Linked DNA regions of Homo sapiens: region 2 is linked to region 1. Evidence: chromatin contacts called from ENCODE Hi-C data. All regions are on one chromosome and are shown on one strand. The core of a region is the stretch at or near the end of the contact, and the rest is flanking DNA. Distances in the headings are between cores, read along the strand shown. Region 1 has its middle 62 kb from the start of LINC02266. Region 2 holds the start of LINC02266 (long intergenic non-protein coding RNA 2266).

Region 1 (4,721 bases), core at 744-3,243:
GCTTCTCTGCCTGGAGAGTTTACTCTCCACAAATCTCCATGGCAGCGTCACTCACTTCATCCACTCAGACACAGCAGCTTTCTCCCACCATTCTATCTAAAACAGGATCCTAGCCATCCTTTATCTTCTTCCCTGCTTCATCTTTCCCATAGAACTTACTGCTGCCTGATACTATATTATAAACTTACTATCTGTCTCCCTACTAGGAGTCCCAAGGTCAAGGACTTTGTTTAGTTCACCAGTGAATCCCCTGCACCTGGAACAGTGGCTCTCACATAGTGTACAGGATCAGTGAGTGACAGTGATAACCCTGGAAGCAACTGTATAGGTAGGTAGGTTAGAACATGGGCTTTGGAGAGGGCAGACCCAGGTTCAAGTTATGACTCTTCTCTCTGCAAGCTATAGAACTTCACCAAGGCATTTAACCTGTCTCAGGGGATTACCGTACAGAGAGTAAATGAGGTAATATATGAGAGTCATTTGGCAGGATTAACGTCATTGTTTTCTCATTGTTCCAGCCCTCTTATTTTATAGATAAGGAACCAGAGGTTGATTGAGGCAGAGGGACTTAGGCAACATCTCTAATCTTGAGGATACCATTTGCAGGGAAGGAAGCAAATCTCCCATTCTCTTATGATGGTATCCTTAACAGTTATCGAAACCCTTAAAAATACACATTCACTTTGACCCAACAATTTTATTTCTGCAAATTTATCCTAAGCAAATAATCACCTATGTGTGCAAAGATTTAGCTACACAGACTTTTATCACAGCCTTGGTTATAATAGCAAGAAATTAGAGTCCAAGACAGAGCAGATTTGATAAATTATGGTACAGTCACATGATATCCCATTATATGACCATTCAGAATAAAATATAGAAGAATAGCTAATAACATGAGAAAATGCTTACATAGACTCAAATAAAAAAAACTAACATAGGTCAAGAGGTCTGCATGGTTAGAAGCAGGGTGCATTGTATTTTATTTGTGCTTCTCTGAATTTCTTGTGTCTTCTTCAATAAATAGGTATTATTTTCATAACTGGTCTTTTAAATAAAAATTATTATAGCTTGTTAATGTCTTCACAATAAAGTGTTAATACATTTTATGAAGAGAACAATCAGAGGAGCCTAAACTTTAGGGAGTGTTCCTCATGCTGATGGAATGAAATTCTTATCTTCTTTTCTAAATGTCATGATTTTCAGGGAGCAATTCTCCTACAGGTTTTGACAAACAGCAGATTCCAGAGTATTTGGGCTTCCTGACCATTAGGACCGATTGTGCTTGTGTCTGAACATCTACATTACTCTGTATTAGCACATTTAACTGATGACCTTAGCTAGGCTGCATTTTTTAAAACCAAATTGACTTACAGCATTACTCATTAGATTTAAGTACTAGGATGATTCATCATTTACAGTAAATCTATTAGAGAGATTACACTGCAAAATCCACCATTGTCCATGTGGCAGGCCTGCCTGGAAATTAAGAATGGGAAGGGAAATTGAAGGAGAGAGATTCCTATCCGTGATTTGAAATTTAAACTTAGATAGCTATGGCAAGCATCCGAGCCTCAGCCAAAGCGGACCAAGGCTTCTGTCACATGTCTCAGATATTCCACTCTAATAATAGCCTAAGATCTCTTTTGGAATAGGTTGGTGCCTTGTTTCATAAGGAAAAGGCTTGCATGTTAAAATACTTTAAGGAGTATTTCCTTACCCCTTAAAAAGATATTTGCAATATAACTGGGCTGCACATGTGATACATGTAACAATAGTTGAGTCTCTACTGGTTAAATATAACCCCAAACCAATAGCGTGTTCAGCTGGGGGCCCATGCTCACCAGATGTTATTCCACTAATAGTGAGTGAGCTCATCCTTGATGTGGAAGGTTATTCATTTGGGAGAGAATAATGAACGTGAGACAATCATTACATCACCTTTTCCTGTACATTATTCTCCCCTGCAGCTAAGAAGGAAAACATGCTGCCGGGTTAGCTGTCAGCTAACTCATGTTCTTGCTTTCTTAGATCTACATAAAGTGAATCACAGGGTAACTCTCGTCCAAATTAATTTTTAATGTAGTATCTAATAGTTTATTAGGAGAGTTAGACTTTGGGACGGTCTCTGTCTCAGACCAGAGCAGCATGGCTTTTTGAGGTGTGATTATCAGTACTTTACTCCTAGAGGCACTATCCTCTCCTCACTCCTTTGCGGGGGTTATCTCATTGTCCACAGTTGACCATCTGGGAGGCAGAGATGGCTGTTTCTAGAAACATGAAGACTTCTGAATAATAGAGTAAATGTTTAAAATAGTGCTCATGAGATCATGTCTTTTTTTGTTTGAATGACTCATTTGGGCTACCTATCAAACCACAAGTTCAAATTCAGAATAAATTAGGTTATAGATAATATAGCAAAAGGGAGCAAAACATATACACACACATATACATATATATACACACACATATATATACATATGTGTGTGTATATATATATATATTTTATGAAAGACAAAAACAATCTTTCTGAGAGAAACTGGGTTTTTTAGAAAGCACATATGTATCAGTTAAGAACCTTAACTCACCACTGAATTTTAATGCAGCCTTCCTTTAAACACAGTAACAACTCAGCAACTGGCAATCTTACTAAATGTCTTTAAAAGGCTTTAACTTTATGCCAAGGGCTTAAACTTTGTTTCTGTCATGTCTTATTCATGTTTATAGAACATGATCACAAAGGAAAGTGAAGCACTAATAATAACCACCCTGATGAGTCTGTCTTGGGCAGCAGCACCATCCCCTCACTTTCCCTTATACCTTCTTGGGCTACCTAAAAGTATACATTTTGACAACTAAGTGTCATCTCAGGAAGAAAATGTGGTGGCTGGGGAAACACTTGGCCAGTTATAAATCCTTCCATACTTTAAATTTTGATTCTATTCTTTCCATATTTGTCCCTGCCCCATATCTGCCACCTCCTGTGGCACCCTTTGCACAAAGAGCACTGAAATGAAGATCAGGACACCTGAGAGTAGCCCCCAACTCTATCACTTTCTTTCTCTTCACTGCCTTCCAGGCGTCAGAGTCTTCATTTGTAAAATGAGAATAAGAATATCACAGGTGGCAAAAAACTGCATAGCACATACATGTTTAATAAATTTAAATCATTTGGGACATGAGAGTGTACCCAGGGGTGCATTTTGTGACTTCTATGGGCCCTAGACACTTTTGCCTTCATGGACCCCTTCCTCATAAAAATATATTAAACATTATCTTATGACTGTGTTGGTATAATGATAAACACACTAATATCATATATCGAAACTTTTTCTTGGCTGGGCGCGGTGGCTCACACCTGTAATTCCAGCACTTTGGGAGGCCGAGGTGGGTGGATCACCAGGTCTGGAGTTTGAGACCAGCCTGGCCAACATAGTGAAAGCCCAAAGTTAGCCGGGCATGGTGGTGCACGCCTATAGTCTCAGCTACTCGGGAGGCTGAGGCAGGAGAATTGCTTGAACCTGGGAGGCAGAGGTTGTGGTGAGCCGAGATCATGCCACTGCACTCCAGCCTGGGCAACAGAGCGAGACTCTGTCTCAAAAAACAAACAAACAAACAAACAAACAAAAAACAACCTTTTTTCTTGACCTAAAGGCTCATTTATTTTTCTTCTGATGTTAAAGAAATTAAAACACTTTTCTAGCCCCTCAGCACTGTGCCCGATAGTAAGTCAGCCCTGTCTGCATCACAGAATCCCCGCTGGTGGATCATACTTTGCTCTTTTTTCTCCCTCTTGGATGGCTTTTGTGGATGCTGTTCCTTTCCTTCTCTTCTCCTCATTTCTTGCTGATTTTTTCAATGAGTATACATTATCTCTTCCACCTCTCTCCAACGTCTCTTGGGTTCTCCAACTCTGGTGAGTCAAAGCTCACTTACAAACAGACACATAGTTCAAAGAATAAAAAGGATCAAAAACTGTTCTAGGAGAGTGGAGAACTGATTCCAATTCAGTTCAGGCTGCTATCCTCCACCATCCCTGGAGACCCTTCTAAGCTGATCAGAAACACCTCTAAGTAGAGAGGTTTATATGCAGAGGTTTCTGGAATGGTGTGCAACAAATTTTAAGAATAGTTTGTATTAGGTAGTGGGCCTTGGGTGTATTTTCCCTTTCTTCTTGGTAATTTCTGTATTTCTTACACCTTTTAAATGAGCATTATTTTTAATAGGAATGGTAGAAATATTGAAATCCAACTTTAATAAGGATTGACTATTATACTTTGCTTCAGTAATTAAAAAGGGGGAGTTACTATCTTGGGATACTTTAAGTTGAATAGTTTTCTCAGCGGGTGGCCGGGTGCGTGCGCGCACACACACACACACACACACACACACACACACACACACGGTGGCTGTGGCCTAGCCCACCATATGGTCCTCATTTTCTGTATCTATTTCTATTTATGTTAACTCAAGAATTCGACCACTGTAATACAGCTGACTAACCTTTTTCCCCCTGCTTCCTTCTTGTATTAAACAGAGGGCTTATTTCTTGGGTGCTGTTTTCTTCAGTTTTCCTCACATAAGAGAAAGAATTCAAAGCTAAATTACATAGTAAAAAATTATATTTGTGTAATATTTTCTTTTAAGGCATTCCCTTCTCTCTGAATTGTCGAAATCATTTTCCTTTTGTGGCATTTCATTTATTGAAGGCCATAGTCTTA
Region 2 (4,707 bases), core at 2,009-4,508, 61 kb before region 1:
CCTCTCCCAGTGAAATCCGAGGCTAGTAGAAGCTAAATTCAGGTGTTTCCCTTCCTCTAGATTGGTTAGACTCTGGTAAAATAATTTGCCTTGAAGGCAGGCCTTGTTAAAAAGAACAGAATGTTCTGGACATATTTAAAAATGGCTACTTTCTCCCTCCCTGTGTCAGAAGCATGAAGAGATTTTCTTCCTACACTCACGATGAGAACCTGGTGGAGCTCCTAAAGGTAAAACTTATGAAGGTATGGTCCCCTTCCCCCTGCAGCTTTTATCCCTCAAGTTTGTCCACACTTAGCCTCTAGCAAGTTGACAATTATAGTTTGGTTTTCTTACCCTGGTTGATTCCTGTGGTGGTTCCTGCCCCTGGGTTTCTATTCCTATAAATTGAGATTCTCTGTACCTGAATGTCTGTCTTTCAATTCTGGGGCAGCAGTTTGTCCTGTGATCTCTGTTCTCCCATGGATCTAAGAAAAGTTGTTGATGTTTAGTTTGTTCAGCATTTTTCTTGTGAGAATGGAAGTGACAACTCCCAAGCTCCTTACATGCCAGACAGGAAACCAGGAGTTGAGATTAAGTTTTTACTGTATTTATTAATTACTCTTTAAGCTATGTTAATACACAATCTTCAGAGATTGTTCTTGCAACATAGTCATCTGCTTTTTTGATCATAACTGTAAATTAAAGTTAGTTAGATCTATCTGGGAATTTTAGTAAAATCTAGATACAGCTACAGCAAATTCATGGTTTACAGAGAGGGTGAAACCATTTTCATGAGTTATGTTTGGATCACTTTATATTAGCAATGCAATTCTCCCATTTTAAAAAAATGACAAAATTAAGACTCAGGTAAACATTTCAAATAAAAATTGCACAGTATAACACAAAGGCCTGAGATATTCAGTTAGTGTTCCATTCACTTTGAATTTTAATATCACATATTTAATAGAATTATATATAAACACAATAAAAAATTGAAAACTAATGTAATTTTATACTCATAATATTTTTATTTTCTTCATTTTTGTGACTATATAATAATCCTTACTCTTCAATTTCCATTCAGTTCATCTCCTCACAAGCATTAGAACTACATTCAGTAAGGACATTTATAAGCATATGTTCATACTTATATTTATATATTAATTTATGCAGGATTAATGTAGAAACTCATCATCTTGGAAAAAATTAGAAGCTAGTTGTCTCTATATAGTGTTTGTACTCACTAACAAAGTAAAGAAGTATAAATATATATGCATATGTGTGTATGGCACTTAGAACAGTGCCAGGTAGGTAGTGAATGCTAATAAGTTTAGGCATCACCATAATTTTCAGCAGCAGCAGCAGTAGCATTATAGCAGTTTGTTCATACTTCAATATTCATTACATTGTTTTCCGTACAGGTTTTTAAACAACACAATAATCCATTCCAAATTCTTTCATCATATTACTGTTGACTATACATCACAAAATTAATGTCAAAATGAGGATTTCATGGTTTACAGAGAAAGTATTTTGATGACATATGTTTGGATCACTCTATATTAGCAACTTTATTCTCCAATGACATTGGTCAAATAGACTTTAAGATATTCAATTGTAAATTATAATTTTTTCAAATGTAATTTGGTCACACCTGACTTGGATGTCTCTAATATTTTCAGAAGATAGGAGAAATTATGATATTGTAAAGTCTGAATAAACACAGTAAAATATTATAGCCAAATATGGTATTCAAAATTAATCTGACATATACACATGTAGGTACGATTGGATGTAAGCAACTGACATAAATGTATAATATCAAAATTGGGTTATATGTTTATAGCTACAGTGTGTTTTGAAAATTAAATTTGCATGCACTGGGTCCCCCATCAAATAAGATAGACATAATGGTAGTTAAATCAAAGTAGATAACAATAACTTCCAAAGTTAATTAATTTACTTCTAGTAGGCAGCCTGTACATTGGGGAAAACTGGTTCTGTGTTTTAGATTAGAAACCTCCTTTGAGACGCAGTCATCTTTGTGGGGTCAATGTTCTTTCTCATCCCTCTTTGTGCTTGGCTCCAACTGACAAGCATGTGTGAGAATCTGGTTCTGTCACTCAAAATGCCATTCCCTCACTTGGTATGTGGTATGCTCTAGTGCATTCTCCTTCCTCTTTTTTTTTGCTTTGGTAGGGGGTGCTTCACTCCCATGCACAGATCTTCTCCTTATTCCAGTCTTATCACCCATATTTCAATGCCTTGCTGAAATCTACCCTCTATTTTCCAGAACCTTCCTTGCCCACCATGTCCCTTCCTTCTGTTTACTCCCAGAATACTCACTGTCTGTAGCACTGACTTTGAAACTTATTCAAAAACTACCAGAATTATTATTAAATAATTCAGTTGTTGTGTACATGTATATAAGAAACAAATCTTACATTTAGGAATGGTTTTGAGCATGTATATAGAAAGTTATTCCGTAAATGCTTATGAATTAGAAATGTTTTGGAAGTAATCTTTCTTGTTTACCTCACCTATTGGACTAAAGTTATAATGAATTTTATTTTAAATTAGTTTGTGTTCTATAGATCTTCTATTCGTTTTTGGCAAATGAGAGGTTCTTGAGGCCAAGGAATAAGAACTTCCTGTGACTGTTTCCTATGGGCAGATTTTAGATTTCCCCCAAAATACGTATTTTTTATAAGTGGTCACTCTTTTGAGTTGGGGGTGTGAAGTCTGTGTAGCATATCTGTCAGAAGAAATAATGCAAAATTTCCTCATATGAGAAGGAAAACGGATTTATCTTTGTAAGACTCTTAAGAAGCTAATTAATTCTTATAAATAGTATTTTTGTTGTCATATCATGATTATCATTAGCCATCCTCATCCTTATTTAACATTTACTGACCACTTATTATGTTCCAGACACTTGAGTGAAAGAAGTGTTGTAGAAAAAAGCAAAAACCAGGTTCTTGTCACATGACCAGGAAGAGTTAGGCATGCAGACACTTTGAAGGGTGAGGAAAAATGGAAATTAGTGGGCAAAAAGTAAAAGGAAAAATAATTCTCCACAAAGCAAGAGAGAGTCCTGTTAGCAGATTTCCTGCCTCACAGATTGAATCCCAGGTTCCCACCTAGGAACAGGAGAGCCCAGGCTCCTCCCCGCTGCAATGGGCTAGAACTTCCTGTGGCTCCACCCCATCCTCCCAGTGCGCATGCTTGTCGGAGATTCTCAGGCGACCTTCCCTCTTATCTTCCTCTTGCATTTATCAGAAGTGCTGAACCCTTGACGTGCCTTATCTTATTTGCTCCTCACAACAAATCTTATGAGGTAGGTATTATTATCCCCATTTTCAAATGTGGAAACAGGCTCAGAAGGTTTCAGTAATTTGCTCAAGTTGCACAACTAGTAATTGGCAGTGTCGGGTCTGCTTGGCTCTAGAGCCTGAGCTCTTAAATATTAGATCATTAGGTTAAAAGAAACTAGTGGATTATTTGAGGTTCTTTGATGGGAGAAATGCTGTATTACTAATCCCAGTGTTTTCGTACAATGTGCAAACCTGGCACATAATTTGTTGGATGAATGAAATCTTCCAATAAAATAAACTATTATTAAAATAAGCATTTTTTCCCTATCAATCATTAGAACCAGAAAAATACACTTTCTAAGACAATGTTTCCAGACTAGTCTGTTAGATTCCCTTCATCATGAGTACCTAGGGCTGCTTATTGAAAATACAGATTCCTGGGAATCACTTTCCCATACAATCTGTTTCAATTATCTGAGGTAAGGAACAGGGAGTTTGCATTATGAAACACACTAAGATTTAAGAATTACTGCTAAGAGTTAAGAAGCAGCCACTGTCATTTTGAAAATTATAGTTCTTTGTGAATTCAGATTTAGAGTCTGGTTATATATGGGATTACATTCATATCACTCAAAACAAAGGTTGAGGGGCAGTCAGGATCATGATCAGGCACCAGTTGACATTAGTAGTGATGGGAAACCCACTCCTCTGGGGGTCAGAGACATGGACACAGGAAAAGGCCCACGCAGCAGCTGGGCCATTTGCTCTGTTGTTTGTTTGTAAATTAACTAGACCAGCGGTGGGGTAAAATGCCCCCTTGTTCTTAACTGTGAGCTAAAGGGCATCCTCCAGCCAGAACTACTGTTAGGCTCAAAGGTTGGGTATGGGCAACAGGGAGGCCCAAAGACTCTTTCACCACAGAAGCCATTTGGTAGAAATCGAGAGTTTATGAAGAAAGGAAATGAAAGCAGTGTCCTGATATAATATTCTGAAGAAATATCAGAAAATGTGTATGCTCTGACCATCATGGTTCTAAAGGGAAATAAAGAGCCAGAGTGAAATATAAAAGCTGAAACAAGGGGCATGTGCCTTGTTCAAACATTTGTTTATTGTTGAGGTCATCAGTCAGGAGCAATACTGCTGATAATTCTACAAACAAGACAAGGGGACAGAGAAAGTACTTCTTACAGGTGTTGGAAAAAAATACAAATGTGAAAAAACAAAAGAGGAAAATCTGAGAGAGAGAACAAAGAAGAAATCTGGTTGCTTTGAGATTTCTTCTTTTTTTTTTTTTTGCAGATGCATCACTACCAGAAGTTGTCCAGAAAGAACTGTGACCGTATGTTTTAATTAAATAATTTTTCATCCAGTTTTTTTCTTTGCATATAAAGAAACAGAATCCTGACATCTGATT

Evidence for each region. Hi-C counts contacts between places; a loop is a spot of excess contacts on that map.
Region 2: a loop to region 1 is called in a map of gastrocnemius medialis, with 2.0 times the contacts of the local background. The contact joins the promoter of LINC02266 here to the enhancer-like site in region 1. A Hi-C loop is called at or near these places in 1 of 168 maps with a recorded cell type or tissue (gastrocnemius medialis) and 1 of 37 single-sample maps with no recorded cell type.

What each region holds. Positions count from the first base shown.
Region 1 is chr4:145,276,488-145,281,208 of GRCh38, reverse strand. No RefSeq gene overlaps it. Among named protein-coding and RNA genes, the nearest start is that of LINC02266, 62 kb to the left of the region's middle. Within about 2 kb of position 1,993, at least 4 of the 41 ENCODE cell types and tissues checked have a DNase peak (open chromatin) inside an H3K27ac peak, as active enhancers do.
Region 2 is chr4:145,338,970-145,343,676 of GRCh38, reverse strand. It overlaps LINC02266 (long intergenic non-protein coding RNA 2266), which reads left to right and starts at 3,258. Exons shown (of 4, transcript NR_147156.1): 1 at 3,258-3,316; 2 at 4,593-4,707.